Linked DNA regions of Mus musculus: region 2 is linked to region 1. A link is a loop called in an ENCODE intact Hi-C map of the cell type or tissue named here. Cell type or tissue: heart. All regions are shown on one strand.

What was found. Hi-C counts contacts between places; a loop is a spot of excess contacts. Peaks named below come from ENCODE experiments on the same cell type or tissue, not always from the same donor. Only the 100,000 strongest peaks of a DNase experiment are listed, where the experiment ranks them.
Region 2: it touches region 1 in a loop (9-fold over the local background); 35 of 42 quality-filtered maps call a loop at or near these places.

Annotation. Positions count from the first base shown.
Region 1 is chr6:38,732,586-38,740,585 of GRCm38, reverse strand. Hipk2 (homeodomain interacting protein kinase 2) reads left to right here. Exons shown (of 15, transcript NM_010433.2): 7 at 3,066-3,228. 4930502C15Rik (a long non-coding RNA gene) reads right to left here and starts at 3,070. Exons shown (of 4, transcript XR_003956279.1): 1 at 1-3,070. In heart, CTCF peaks have their summits at 2,615 and 4,177 (motif pointing left); a DNase peak (open chromatin) is centred at 4,145; H3K27ac peaks cover 304 bases.
Region 2 is chr6:38,907,638-38,915,637 of GRCm38, reverse strand. It overlaps a transcript of Tbxas1 not described here. Among named protein-coding and RNA genes, the nearest start is that of Tbxas1, 7.3 kb to the left of the region's middle. In heart, a CTCF peak has its summit at 4,243 (motif pointing right); DNase peaks (open chromatin) are centred at 2,592 and 4,227; H3K27ac peaks cover 5,355 bases.

The DNA of each region.
Region 1 (8,000 bases):
GGGAAGGAAGCGGGTAGAGCTTTGAACATTTGGGTCCGAGCATAAATTGATGGTGTAAGTGAAGGCATAGAGAAAACAGTTGAGTTTGTCCAGGTTGAATTGCTGCCAAGTTGCTCAGAGAGAATGACAAATGGATGAGGAAGTTGAAGATGCTGGTGATATAGTAATTATAATCCCAAATGGAAGCTACTGAAGGTTCACCTAAGAGAAAGGAAACTCAATAGATCCCAATGAGTGTCCTCTGCTCAACTCTAGAGAGAGTTATGATAATAGTTATAGTCAAATGCACCAGAAGGGTAGGGAATGAGGCCAGGGAAACAGGGTGCTTGAGCTTGTCTTAAGAAACAGGTCCAGGGCTGACAGCCCAAGGAAGGAATGATAAGGGTGAGAGCAAGGTCATGAGGTAGGAAATGTAGGTTTTGACAGGTTATCAGGATGGCTACTGAAGTAGTCATGGTACTCAGAAAATAGCTTGGAGAGAAAGACCAACCTGGTGGAAAGGCCTCTGGGAATGAGAGAAAGAGAATGGGTTTTCTGTGAACGGGAAGTGGGTGATATCACCTTAACCTTAGCTGTGATGCACTGGGACATGAGAGAATAGATCACATCCTCACATTTCTGCAGGGACAGCAGCATGCTCAGGAAAGGCTCTTTCAGGACCTGGGGTAAGGACTGCTGTGAGGCCACAGTCAGCAACGTTATGACCAAAATTAGATTTGACTGAGTTTCCAGGCTGGACCCAACCTCTCCCAGCTTAACAAGTGGGCCACAACCACCATAAAGTGTATCTTTTAAGTCAGTTCTTTTCCATAGCAGTTAGTGAAGTAAGTCAACTTGCACGGCAAGACCAGACAGTATCTCTTTAATTCAGGGAACATTTGAAACAGTCAAGTCCTAGTGCAAAGAGGGACTGTGCACACAGTCCTTCCAAACTCAAAGTATAACACCTATGCTGTTTCTCAGCAGGAGGCAGTTAAGAAGGTGTCAGTCTGTCCCCCGGGAAGAAAGGCAAATCCCCACAAAGCCAGCCTTTCTAACTTTAGGAATAAAGAAAGATGATAGGGAAACAGTGAGGTGGGGGATTAGGGAGGCAGATGCTTCAGAGAGCTCCTATTGGCCTTCTGCCCTGTCAGTCACCCAAAACCTGGGCACTTAGATAAGCAGGGCTCTGTTCTTTGTTTAGTAAGGAAGCTTCCGTAGTGTGTTTCACTAGGAGCAATGGCAATTTAGAACTTAGAAGGTCAGCCCTCGGGAAAGGCAGGTTACCCCTAGGCCTACCTAAGAGTGGGCTGAATATTTGTAGGTTCCCAGAAGACCTTGAAGCGCTCTAGAGTGGGACCGAGCCTTCAGGCCTACCCAGCCTGCTTTGGGCCCCACCCGCGGGCCTGGGCTTAAGCTGCTCTAGCATAAGGTTTTGCAGGTAAAAGCAAAACCACTCATTTCTCTACACCAATATTTTGGTGTACATATTTGTAAAAGCCAATTGTTTTATAAACTAACCCAAAGTAAAAATGTTTGTCTTATCCCAACAGTCAAATTTTAGCCCAGTGTAGGGAGGAAAAAAAAAAAAAAGCTCTATAGCCTGAAAACTATACATTGAACCATCATAAAATCACTGAATGCTTTAAATGCATCCCAAAAAAAAAATGCATCCACATCATTTTATCATCTTCAGCTCAATGTAAAAGCATGCAGCATGCACTTGGTACTCACCAGGACCTTCAGGCATGCTGTTGTTTACCAATGAGCATGTTTTCTCTTCTCTCTAGGACTACCAGTTTACTCACCATGCGTTGTGTATCGAGCGGCCAGTGTAAATAGTCATTAACTTAGAAAGAAGTAGGACTCTCTGGGTCATGACCAGATTCAATTTCTGAAATTTGGAATGTATCTTTCATGAAAATAATATTCTGGGATAGCCTACAAACATCCATTTTGTCCAAAATAGAGCATACCTGTAGTATACAGTGATAGATAAGTGTTACCTTGTTTTATCCAGTTATTGCAACAGACATTTTAAATCATAGATTAAATGAGGCTTTGTCTTAAATATTAGCACTTGAGCAAAAGTGGCCATAGAAACAGAAGAGGCAGAAGCGCATGAGGAGCAGCATATGAAGTGAGTAGAACACAGTGGATGCTTAGGAGCTGGAATGGCAGATGCCACTAAAGGCCTTCAAGAGGCCACTAAAGGCCTTCATGCCGGGACCTGTACTCCTTTAATGCCTGTGTAATTAGGGGTTAGTTTTGATTCAGGAAGAAAATGGAGGAGAGAATTCTACTTCATGGAACTAGACAAGAATTAGGACAAGAAAGGAATAAGGAAGTTAGGAATGTGTAAAAGAGAAGGAGGGGTGTGAATTGCCAATTAGTGATTATTTGTCTGGCACATTATCTGTCTTAGACCTTTGGCTTCACTTGTAAAAATGGAACAATGATTTTAATTCTGTCTTGTGGATGGTACAAGACTGAATAGGAGACTGCAAACACATATCACTGCTCTCAGTAAAAATTAGTAACCACTTTCATTGTTTTCATTTCGTGACAGGTTCCAGTGAGACAAGTCAGCCTAAGTTCATGACCCTGGGTGGGAGAATTATTTGGCTGACCCATAGATGGTGCTAGTAGCACATGGGATGCTAGAATGGTGAGAGGCTAGACATGTTGTCCCTAAGGAAGACAGAAGTAGGTTGTAGCAGCTCCTAATGTCCTTGGTTGGAGAGTTAATCTCGTTGGTCAAGCACTACACTTAGAATGAGCAGTGAGAAAAGGTAATGGGGGGGTGGGAGGGGGGTAGATGCAGTGAAGCATGTGTGTGATAAGGGAGTCTGTCCATCCAGGGCAGATAAAGGACAAGAAGACAATGGGAAATTTGCTCACACAGTGCTGACAGTTCAGCAGCACACTTGGGGAAAGCTGGGCTATTTGACGCTAATGTGGATATTTACTGATTGTTTTGCTTACTGGATTAACCATTCTGTCTTTTTCTTTCTCTTTTCTCTCCTTCCTCCACCTCACCCTCTTTCTTGTCCATGTGTCTCTGCCTCCACCTTTTGCATATATAGTGTCAAATCTTGTTTCCAAAACATGGAGATTTGCAAGCGCCGGGTGAATATGTATGACACAGTGAACCAGAGCAAAACACCTTTCATCACTCACGTGGCCCCCAGCACATCCACCAACTTGACCATGACCTTTAACAACCAGCTGACCACTGTCCACAACCAGGTGAGTGGCAGGCACCAGGGAAAGGTGGGTGGGGCTAACCATCAGGACTCAGATATCCCAGATATCCCCCTCCAAACCCCAGCAGTCTTCCCATGTTGTCCTTTTGGGCCTGGAAGCTAAAGTGCCTGCTTCCTCAGCCTTTTTTTTTTTTTTTAAAGAAGCCAAGGGGAGACGTTTCTGTTTTGACTCTGGGACTGAGATGGTGCCTCTTCCCGTTTTCCTCTGAGCAAATGTGGGGAAAAAAGCCTGCTAAGAAATTGTAGAACCAGAGCTAGAGGAGTCCCTCCTTGCACCCTGTGTCCATGCTGTCTGTATTCAGGAGAGGAAAAACCTGTTCATTCTCTATGTCATAGAAAAGCCAGCTCATAGGTCTGTCACCGGAGTCCTAGCAGCTCTTCCCAAGGGATACAGGAAGCTGAGCTTCCCTTCACGTGGATTTTCAACCTTCTGCAGATTGGCAGGCTCAGCAACATAGGACGATGTCTGAAATACAGACAGAAAATACACTCAGAAAAGAGCTACTGAATGAAGACTCTCCACAACCTGATTCACCCACCTCTAGACTCAGAGGCTTGAACCGTTACTCCCATCTTCCAGTCTTATAAGTCCCCAAAGAAGCATTCCCAGACTCTCCAGCCCTAATACCAATCTGTAATGACAACAGTGTCCTTTGTGTTGTTCATACCTCTGCATAAGGACATACACCTTCAGAGCAGAGGAATAAGTATGGAAACCTACTGTGTGAATGCAGCAGCTGGCTGTCCACTTTTGTTGGCTGGTCCTCTCCCATCACTGAGGAGTCACTGGCCCCTGCCTTCAGCACTGCTCTTATTCGCCGGGCTTTATTGGCCTGTTCCCTCTTAGCTTGAATTCTAGTTGCTAACTCTCTCTGCTAACTCTCTCTGCTTAGACTGAGTGCCATCTGGAATCTGCTGCCCCCTGGAGGCCATCAGTGTTCCTGACGCTATCTGTCCAGTGAAAAGCTCACACTTAGTGCTTAGGGTCAAAGACTTTTCTTACCAGCCCTTCAACTAGCCCTCAAGTTAAGGCCTTTCCATCTAGAGCTTCTCAAAGCAACCACTGGCGCTTTCTTCATTACCTTGAGGCTTGTTTTCCCATCAGTCCTTAGGAGACTCTTAATCCTAACGCTCTAACCTCAAATTCTTCGTTCCCATCTGCCATCTGTCCCTTCCAATACCAATCTATGTAAGACAGCACACAGGAACGGGCACTCCTCAGATCATGTATGAGGTCAGCTGACTCCCCCTACCCCACCAGCCCTTCTATAGATCTCTTTATAGCCATCAGACTGAGGTCTACATCAGAGCAGCCCACCTCCATGTTTCCTGTGATATGATAGCCTCACATCCGTCCCAAAGAGTATCACCAAAACTGAAAATCACAATGGCAGGTCCCAAGTAAGGGCACCTCCCTTCTCCATGACACTGAGACTGCAAGGTTGCTAGGTAGGACCAGAGTGAAAAAAAACGGCTGTGAACTTAGTGTGATGTAGGCCTAAGCATTGAGAAGATGAAGTGCTGTCCTACAAAACTAAGATCCAGAGAGCAAAACTCTCCATCATCTGAACTTGGAAGTGTTAGGCCCTAATTAGATATATCAGAAAAACAAATTATTTGGATTATAACCTAGACTTAAGCACTAAGGCATGCTTCCCCTCCTCTGATACTATTACAAAGTGGCCACACTTCTGGCAGGAAGCATTGGGTCAGACTTTTCTCGGCATGGCACCATTCAGTCCTCCCGGCATCCATGTGGAATGCATATTGTCACTGTCCTTTAGAGGAAGACACTGAGATAAAGTGGTTAATCCTCTTAACAAAGGCTATGTTAGTACATATGAGGTAGTTTGGGTTTGGACTGCAGCAGCCTGGTGTCAGGGTCTGTACCCTTGAAGCACACACACTGACTCACAGATGAATCCTGTGGAGATCCTCAGCCAGTACCTCCTAGACAGCCTCTGCTCTCTAAGTGCAACAAAACTCCCTTTGTACACTAGTAACCCAGTGCTGTGTTTACTCCACGGGACCCTGGAGTTTTGCTCATCCTGAACACTGAATGTTTAAAACAACAAAATTCACCTACAGATTGATGTTAGTGGAAGGATACAGAATGAGTTCTTTGTTGCTCTTAACATATATCCAGTAGACTAGCACTTTTCAAAGTGCTCACTAATCTGTAATTGTTTATGTCTCAAGAAAGCTGGGCCAATACATCATAATTTCTATGTACTTTCAAAAAATATTAGTAACATTGAGTAGGGAGTCCTTCCTGCGTGTTCTTGGTTTAATTCTTAAGGTCAGCCTCGTTATTAACATTTCCAAGGTGTCTTCTTTTAGGGATATATCCTTCTACCAAGAATTTTAACTGAACTTATAGGTTAGGCTTACATCCTGTTCTTAGAGATGTCAACAATTGAAATGTCTATTACAACTGTATCCAAGAACCACTTGGGCCTATCTTTGCAACATAAGTTACCAGTGAACTTATTTTTTTCTTCTTATTTCTCTTTGTTATCCAAAACAGCTCTTAGAACCACAGAGGACAGGGTAAAAGTCACCCACACCATCATACATACTTTCATCAGCTGATCCCTAAGCAGGATCAGAAACTGAGGGAAACGGTCATCATGCCTACTGGTCACTCTGGGGACTGGCACTCATATCATGACATGAGTTCCACTCCTAGAGAAGCAGTACATGAGCTGAAAACAGATCCAGATCCAGGTTACACACATAAAGTCAGTCAGGCAGACAAGCAGAGGACCACAAGTCCTCCCCTACGAGTCCTTCTCCCAAGGAGGCATCAGTTAGGGTGCTGACCACACTGCCCAGCACACTGTGGCAGGCGTTGAGCCACACAGTCACAGATTACTGTACAAGAACACACAGGAATAGCTCAACTCTACTGTCTGGGAAAGTTCTGCTTTGGAGCCCTGGTGCCAAGGCTGACCCCAAAGCACAGAGGCTCAGAGATAACTCTGTGGGCCACAGGATTCCTATGAGATGAATAGCCTATATTCACAGTAGGCTAGGAAAACAACTAGACTAGGAAGGTACCTAAGGGTCTATAGAAAACAAACGGTACCAGGTCAAGATGCATACACTGCACTCATGAGGCTGTTACTGGAATTTTTACCCCCATTTTTTATTAGATATTTTCTTTATATACATTTCAAATTTCAAATGCTATCCCGAAAGTTCCCTATACCCCCCCCCCCTGCTGCCGCCCTGCTCCCCTACCCACCCACTCCCGCTTCTTGGCCCTGGCATTCCCCTGTACTGAGGCATATAAAGTTTGCAATACCAAGGGGCCTCTCTTCCCAGTTCTGGTCACTAGGCCATCTTCTGCTACATATGCAGCTAGAGACATGAGCTCCAGGGGTACTGGTTAGTTCATATTGTTGTTCCACCTATAGGGTTGTAGACCCCTTCAGCTCCTTGGTTACTTTCTCTAGCTCCCCCATTGGGGGCCCAGTGTTCCATCCAATAGCTGACTGTGAGCAACCACTTCTGTATTTGCCAGGCACTGGCATAGCCTCATACAAGACAGCTATACCAGGGTCCCTTCATCAAAAACAGATGCTTATGTACAAAGCAGGGTGCTAATGCGTAAAGTGGTCTTTAAGAGAGAATGATTCAAGGCTGGAGAGATGGCTTAGTGGTTAAGAACACTGGCTGCTCTTCCAAAGGACCTGGGTTCAATTCCCAGACCCATGTTGTGGCTCATACATAACCTGTTGTAGTAACCCACAAGTACTATATTTACTGGCTAAAAAAAATGTGTCCCTGTGTTCTCACTTGTCAGTTGCTGGGTCAGCACAGGCTAGAAGGATATGTAAATGTCTGTCTCTTCCTCACCTGCCTAAAACAGAAAGGCAGGCTGCTGTGGGGATAGTCACACAGACCTCAGTGCTGAGAGGCAACCCAGAAAGTGGGCTGGGTATCGTCCTGCTGCTGACTGATTCCAACTGGAGGAGTAAAGAGTGTGGCCTTCTGCAGAATGAAGAGCTGGTAGAGCTGGGGCAGACTGACCAGGCAGAAGGACAGACACAGGAGACAGAAGGAAGAGCAGGAGCAGGCAGGGAGGTAGAGCAGAGAGAGCCACACGGAGACAGACACAATGCAGAGAAGTTGGCTTAAGTGAGAGGCTAACCCAACTGCCCCAACAAACAGGCCAGTTAAACCTCAAGCGGGACCCCCGAGTTCCCCTCAGTAATAACCATCAGTAATTCCAGTTCCAGGAAATGCAATGTCCTTTCCTAGCTTCTGTGAGCACTAGGCACATACATGGTACACAGACAAACATGCAGGCAAAACACCCATACATGTTTTTTAAAAATTAAAAGAGAGAAAATGATCCTGTGCCCAACTACTGAAAGAGAAGTAGAGAGCAGGGACTCACTGGCCAGGGGCTTACAGGTCCTGGGCGCCAGAGAACAAGAAGAAACAGCCCATTGTTCTAGGGATGTTGGAAGGCAGAGGCATGGGGAACAGTGACTGATCAGAGGATGGGAAAGCCCAGTCAGATGGGAAGAGATTGGTGCCATGGCCTCCAGCGGGAGACCCTCGGGGCCTGAGCTCATAGTGTCTGAGATGACAGTGGAAATGTGGTAAGGGAGCTGCCAGGAAGAATAATGGTGGGGAAAACTGGAGCTGGGTGTTGTCATCAGTATAGACACCGGCTCCTACGTGTGCATGCATGTCCCCACCATACTTCCAGGAGGCACTACAGGGACTGCTGAAAATGCACAC
Region 2 (8,000 bases), 180 kb before region 1:
AGGCTCTGGAAAGGCATAATGGATAGTTGTATTCTGGGAGCTGGGTTAGGGGATGAAGGATGTCAACGGTAATGCCTGACCTTCTAACTTCTCCCCTTGATGGTGTCCTGCAGCACAGTGAGGACATGGGGGGAGGGGGAGGAGTCCAGGAAAGAGCCTAGGTAGGGAAAGGACAGTGGCTCCAGTGTTTGCATGCTGAGCACAAGCACATAAAGGACCTCACAGGTAACAAGGCTGACCTGCAACAATGAGGAGAAGGACCTGAAGTGAGAGAATGGCTTCCATCTTCAGAGACATTTGCATGTGGATAGGATGGATGGTGAGCCACTAAAAAACAAAAACTCCACCCCCACCCCCACCCCTCCCACCCCAGTTGGTAAGAAGCTTGCTGTGTAAACAACAGAATCCAATTTTAATACCCAGAGCACACACAAAGGAGTCAGCTGTGGTAGCACAAGCTTAAATAAAATCCCAATACTGGAATGGCAGAGTCAGTTGAATCCCTTTGGTCTGCTGAGCAGCCAGCACACCCTACTGAGAAAGCCCCAGGCCAATGAAAGACACTGTCTCAAAAACCAAGGTAGATGGTATCCCAAGAAACAACATCCAACGTTGACCTCTGACCTTCTCTCATGCATGCACACTTGTGTGCATACACACACACAAAGCCTGCACACAGACACATGCACACACATACAGAGAGAGAGAGAGAGAGAGAGAGAGAGAGAGAGAGAGAACACATGCTGCAAGGAAGGGCAGAGAGAAGTCTGGGAGAGAGGAGGGTGGATTCCAGAGAGCAAAAAAATCACAGAGAAGCCATATTCAGTGCTGAGGGACTCAAACCCTTTTGTTCCTAAATGTCCTCACACTGTAGTTCCTGTGGTCTTAGGAACTTACACTATTGCTCCAAATCTCAATTTTCCCCCCAACTCTCATAGTTGTGGGGACAGGGATGTGCTCTGTGTACCTGGCTTAGCAAAACTTCAACCCAGCAAGCACTTGATGCAAGCAGTCACAGGGCATGGCCAAGGACATTGACTGCTTGAGTGCAGTGGCTCCCAACATGTTTTTGGATTTGGTATTGGGGTCCCTATGGTTACCCTCATGATGGCTTTGGGAGCGGCGTGTGTAGAGAGTCGGGGCTAGAGAAAAGCAGGCTTAGAAAGGGCTGGACCAGGTGCCACTCACTGTCTGTGCATGATGTGGTAAGAGGATGTAGCATGCATTTGCAGACTTGTGAAAGACAGCAGCCATCTGTGTGTGTTCCCTGCCTGTGATAAGGGCAGAGCTCTCTCTTTGCTTCGGGGTTGCTATGGAAATACGGACAGGTGCATAAACAGCTTTAAGGTCTATGTCAAATCTTGATTTTGTATTGGTTTGTGAGGGCAGGGACCATATTTTCGATCTCATTGTGCAAGCATGCCGCCTGTCGCTCTGCCGTCTCTCCTTCCTGCCCGTCATTAGCATCCTCGGGGCCCACCCCTCCCCAGTCTGTCCTCTCCAGCTCCATTCTCATTCCCAAGTTTCAGACCAATATTTCCAGCTGCCCACTGGGTCCCCCTCCCTGACAACTATCTCACAGATGCTGCCGATTGGAAATATCTAAAACTAGATTCGTGACTGCAGCTTCCATCTCGCCTCACCTCTCCCACATTCTGTCTCTGTGGCTCCAAGTCGAAAATTTGGGCTTACCCGTGACTTTACCTCTTCCTACCCACCATTTCTTGCCATGAGTGAAGCACCAATCCCTGCAGGTTCTGCCTGCCAAGCCTCCCTCAGTATGCCCACGGCTCCCCTTGTTCATCCACTACAGCTCATTCCATTGGTTCCTTGGCAGCTGCTCTGTCAGACAGCAGCCTAGGCCACGAGAACCCTGATATGATAACTGAACAGGAACTGATCCCACTGGGCTTGTATTTAGAAAGACATACAGACATCCATTCCTCCACCGCCGAGTCTGTGCTCCATGCTCGTGTCTCTTACTCGTCTGCAAATCTCCTCCTTCTCATTCATTCTCACAACCGTGACTCATTGGATTTGCACAAGGGACTGACTGCCGTTGCTTTGTGTGCCTGAAAAATGTAGAGAATGCTGGGGCCCTGAACAAGGCCTTATATTGGACTGGATGCTGTAGGAGAAATGTGGGACAGTCGGTACTTTCCCTCTGAGGAGTGGGGAAACCATTAAAGAGCTTCAAGCAGGGCAGTGAGGAGATGCTAGTTAGACCAATTACATTCCTTCTGACTTCATTACTTAAAATGAAATTTGGCTCATCAGATGAGCATCTAACACCCACGTGTCAACATCACACAGGTCTTCCCATCTCAGGGAGGCAGAAGTGACACGATCATTTAGATTTTGACTGGGTATGTCATCAGAAGGCAGTAGACAGTGCTACTAGACAGAGCTACCACGGGCTGCTCTTGATGTTGCTCTCCAGATATGGCCAAGCCTGCCTCCCTCACTTCTCCATTTTTCCATCAATATATGTCACCCACGATCTCAGCCTGTGAGCTGTTGGCACGTCCTAAATTGTCAGAGACTCTCTCTTGGCATGTCTCATGGCTGAGTGTGGCCACATGTTGACAATGAGACACGCTTTGCCTACGAACATGCAGAGTCAGCAGATGGCTCGACTGCCTTGCGGCAAGTCAGAGAGCTTTCAGCAAGTTAGAGCCCGGAACAGTCATTTGTCACCTCCCAGTCACTGGGCAAGCCAGGCACTGAGGAAAGAGACTGCATGGCTAGAACGCAGAATTCAGACTCTACAGAGCTTGACAGCAAGACCATAGTGGCCTTCCTTATGTTGTCAGCACGGGAACATCCCACCACAGGGTGAAGAGGGCACCATAACATCTACACAGGGCCAGTGCTCATACAGCAGAAGATGGGCTATCAGTCAGGAGTGTAGGCAGCAGCTGCCTCCAAGAAAATCATTAGTGCAAAGCAGGACCCTGCTATCCCCAAAGAATTGCATGGAGATTAGAATTGGGTCTAGGGGGGAAGCTAGGAAGAATAATGTTGTAACAAAGATCTGCCAATCCTTGTAAGGAAATAGATATAAAGTTGCCATTCACATAATGGTCCAAAGCAAGGCATCCTGTGAGCAGCTCCCACACAGTGTTTGAAGATCCAGGCTCCCTTCATCCCATAAGCTTGTCACTCAACAGACCTTCAGACATCCCTGCAGGATCAGCCATAGCTAACTAGCCTATGGGAAAGAAGAGGAGGGGATTCTGGGAGGTGGTGCTTTGCAAGTCAGGCCTGGAAGAAGTAGAGATCTCTACTACTTTTTGCCTTGGCCTGGATTCAGATATGAGGCCACACCTAACTGTAGAGGAGGCTGGGAGGTGGAGTCAGACCTAAGAGGAAAAACCATTAGGTTAGGGGATATAGAACATTCCTGCCCCTGGTAGGGAGCCCATGAGACTCTTCTGTGGGACAAGGCACTAGAACAGGCTAGTAACCAAGGCTACATCTGGACCAACAGATCAGGAGACAGGCATGGAGAGGTATTAGCTCCTAAGGGGATGGCGTGTCAACCTTCAACTTCCCAACTACCTAGAGGCTCAGCTGAGATCTGGGGTCTGCTTTATCCAACTCCCAGGAGCCTGCTCCCAGTCTCACAGGGACTCTGGGTCTGTCTGCATGTGACATTCATCTTAGCCCACTCAAAGACCCTCTAGGATCTGGTGCTGCCTAAACCAAGGCTCAGTTTCCTCTACCCTGAGAACACTGTGAACTGAAAAAAAGATTTGCTCTATGACCATGGCTGGAACTCAGTGACAGAGCGAGCGCTTGCAAGCATAGGCCCTAGGCTTAATCCTCAGTACTATCAGACAGAGAGAGAGAGAGAGAGAGAGAGAGAGAGAGAGAGAGTCCTAGCTCATGAACTTATGGCAGGCCCTGGGTCACCTACACCTCACCCTTCCTTCATAGGCTAGGTTCTTTCCTAAACATCTTCATTACTCAAGAGTAGATGCCCCCTCAGGAAAGGCCCCCAGGACATCCCAGAAAGCAGGGTCTGACCATTTTTTTCCCTACCATAGCACCTCAAACCTATACCACCGAGGTTACCTCTATATACTTACACTCCAAGCATAAGTTAGGCTTCTAATGAAGACTATATCTGGCCCAGTGTTGTGCCTCCAGTGGCCAGGAGGTGCCTGCTTGTCTCTCAGTTCACAGAATGCTGAATGAGTGAAGGAATAAATGAAATGAACTCTTGCCTGTGTTTTAGGTAGCTGCCACCAGGTGGCAGTAGTGCTCTTTGGGTTATGAGGGTAGGTGGTAGCACTCCAGCAAATTGCAGTGTGTTCCCATTACCCAACCAGCGGGAACATTTTCTAGACAATAGCCATCAAGTGACTACTCAAAACTAGGTGTCCAAGAAAGCTATGATGGTGAACTTCCAGAAGGAAAGACAGTACCATGGTGTTGTGGAGCCACTAGACCTCTCTCCACAGAACATTCTCTAGGTTGCACTACTTAACTCAAGCACTAGAAGCTGCCCATGGCTGTCTGGACTCACTGTCTCTAGTTCTGCTTGCTTATCTTATCAAGGGTTCCCAAGTAGACCCTTCTGACTGGAGGCAGGGTTCACAAAGAAAGCTAATGAGAGATAAGGCTAGACTCGGGGCGGTGCCAGCAGATGGAGGCCTCTAGATACCAGGCTAAGAAGCCTGGACTTTATCCTGAAGGTGCCAGACTTGTGGTTAAGATTCTTGCAGGCCTGCATGTGTGTGTGCATGTGTGAGCAGGCAGGTATGCATGTGTTCAAGCACATGTGTGAAAGAAGGTAGAATAGGAGGGAGGACACATACTAAATACCTAGGGGCTGTAGAGAGAGACTCACAGACAGGAGACCCACACAGCTGTAGTTTCATAAACAGGGCTGAGGCCACACAAGGGAGACAATGTATGACAGCCATCTTGGGCATGCTCTGGAATGTTCCTCAAATAGAACTGGAGAGGCTGAAGACCAAAACAGTGTGCCCCGGGAGAAGCCTGGGCTGTTGGATAGAAGAGAACACTGTACATGACAAGAACACAGAACTACTTGTCACAGTAGGAAAAGATGGCCCTTCCTAGGCTCCATGGGACTTGTAACTTCTTATCCACTGAAAAACTGTCCGGCCTACTCTGCTCCCAGCCGAAGGCTGTGGAGTTAAGCCCCACCCTACCTGAGGACGCACTGCCCTGAGGGGAAGACCTCAAGGCTCTGGGGCTACAAGCAAGAACCAAGGATGAGACTTCTGAGGGACATGGAGAAGATGAAGGCCATTCGCTTTTCTGTTTGGTGGGCAGAGGGGTCCGACATGGCTCTGTGTGCACAGCACACGTTCATATGTGTCAGTGTGTTAGCCAGCAAGCTCATGGAGGTTCCGGGACAACCCTGGGTGTAGATGCTTGTTTGTTGAGACAGGGTTCAACCTCCCAGGGTTCTCCCGGTTCTATCTCCCATCTTCCACAGAAGTGTGGGGATTCTGGGTGTACGCACAACTGGGTCCAGTTTTACCCAAGTTCTGAGGCTTCAAACTCAGGTTGTTGGGCTTGTTCAGCAAGCGCTCTGCCCACTGAGTCATCTCCTCGACCCCGAGGACAGTTATTTTTAAGGGGAGTATCTGAAGCTCCTAGTCTCTAGTGCACTGGTCCTTCAACTTGATCTCACGGGACTCCCCTGCACAATAATATCTGGGCCATTCAGCAGAGCTTCAGACTCAGTGGGTCTAGGCTGAGACCTGAGAATTTGCATTTTAACAACTTCCCAGGGGCTGCTGCTGCTGATCTGGGCTCCTGGTGAGGACGCCCGAGTTTCTCAGCCCTTCCTGTCTCCCAGTACTTATAGTTCAAGGGGAGGCATTTTAAAATTCCAAAGTCTAGTCTTACAGCAACTGAATGGAAATCCAGAAAACACCTGGCCTAGAGACTCTTCTCCTCCCCTCAGATTCCAAAGGACACCTCTCCTCCAGGTGGCCTCTCCCCAAGCCCTGGGCAGCCCCTAACTTTTATTGCCACCACACTCCTGGGATCAAGTGTCTTTGACATCTCCCAATAACATTATACGAAGTCCTGCAGAAACCTAAGAGAGTGTCCTTTCCCTCCACACAGTAGTAGAAGATGAGGTAGCATAAGGTGTGTGTGGGATGGGTGTAAATATGGGTCTAAAATCCCACATAATTGCATGATGGAGAGGTGTTGCCAAGGTAAATTAATAAGAAAACAGTTGGGTGATGTTTACCAACAAAATCAGTTTGGGGTGTGTTAACTACATTTGCTCATTGAAATAAGCTGTCGGTTAGAATAAGTCATGTCAGAAGATGCAGCCTTCCCCCCATGGAATGGACCACATTATTCTATCTGCTTGGTCAGGCTACCAAGAAATAGGAAAACTGCCAAGGTAAGGTCTGGGAGCCTCGTAGGGATGCTTTGCAAAATCAGTCAAGCACTCTCTCTGCTCACACACACTCTCTCCCTGTGATTGATTCTCTTACAGCGAGAATCTTATAGAATAGTAGTGCAATGAGGATTTGAGGCAGAACTTGGACTATATCTAGGGTTGAAGGACCTAATGCCATCACCCAAGACACATGGAGTATCCACTGGGTGGCAGGCTGAAGGACAGAGCTGGGGGGCACCTGGGGGACCAGGACATCAGCCGGAAATGGAAATCACAGGATGGAACAACTGGGTGACAATGGCAGTCTTGGTAAATGCCCGGGGACAACACAGACGATCTGGGCACCGAGGTAGCTGCCCACTCTCATCGAGCATCCCTGACACCAGGTTGCTGGCTCTCTGCTTGAAATCCTCCCCCTCCTCAGAAAGCGGCGGTCCCTGGGTTGCTTAGCTTTGGCATCTGTGTCATGTCTCTCCAGGGCCCTAAGTCAGTGAGATGCCAGGACTCTCACTGGAGCTCTGCTGAGCTCTCTGTGCCATCTTGTACTAGGACTCCACACTCGCTCTTTCCTCTGATGGCAACGGCCGGCCGTCTCCTGATTCAGGCACAGCTGGGATGAGAGAACACTCTGCCAGGCTGTTACCAGCCCAGCCCAGTGACCCTTGAAGACAAGGCTAGAAACTGGCAGGGAGAGGAGTCAGAACCCAGTCACCCACACTGGTCATCTCCCTAACAACCGTGAGGGAGGAAGAAAGGAAGGGACAGAGGGACAGAGCCATGCACTCCAAACTTCAATCTTCATGAAGAACAGACCAATAGCCCAGGCTGTGGCCGAGTGAACAAGACACAAGCAGAAGTCTGGATATGGCTTCTCAAAATGCTAGGCAGGCAGATGGAGGATTTCCAGCAATGAGAGGCTGATGTTGTCTGAATGGAGCTTCCTCCAGGCCAGACAGGAAGCACAGAGGTGCTGGCAAAGGTAGCACTGAATCCTATGTCCTATCCCAAAGAACCACTGAGTTGAAGGGAAACGAACAGACAAGGATAGAAGCAATACACAGCCAACAGAAAGGAAGAAACACTCTTTCTTTGGTGATTGGAGAGCAGGCAGGTACAAAGGAGGTCCACACCCTTCATCTCGCTCATCTCTCATTAGGAATAGATCCCAAATGTCGCAACTTTCTGTGTCTGTCTTCACAGAGTTTAATATGAAGAAAGAATATAATAATCTGGATAATTCCTCATCTTTGAGTTACCAGAGCCTAGAACTCCAGGGAAGGTGGCTTCAGGTACATACTTACAAACAGGCAGTACAGGGACCCACTTGGGTATCTGTGAGCAGTTTGAAGACTATAGGACATAAGTCTATAGTGGGTATTTTTTCCAAGAAACAGGGTCTAAGTAAGAAACCTAAGAACCCTGGACTTACCTCAGACATTCCAGGAAGCCATAATCAACTCAGGAATCTCACCAGCCCTAGACCAGAGGCCCAGAGGGATTTTGGTTTCTTTGGGATTGTTTGTTTGTTTGTTTGTTTGTTTGTGGGAAGAGGTATTTTGTTTTTAGACAGGGTCTTACTATGTATCCCTGGCTGTCCTGG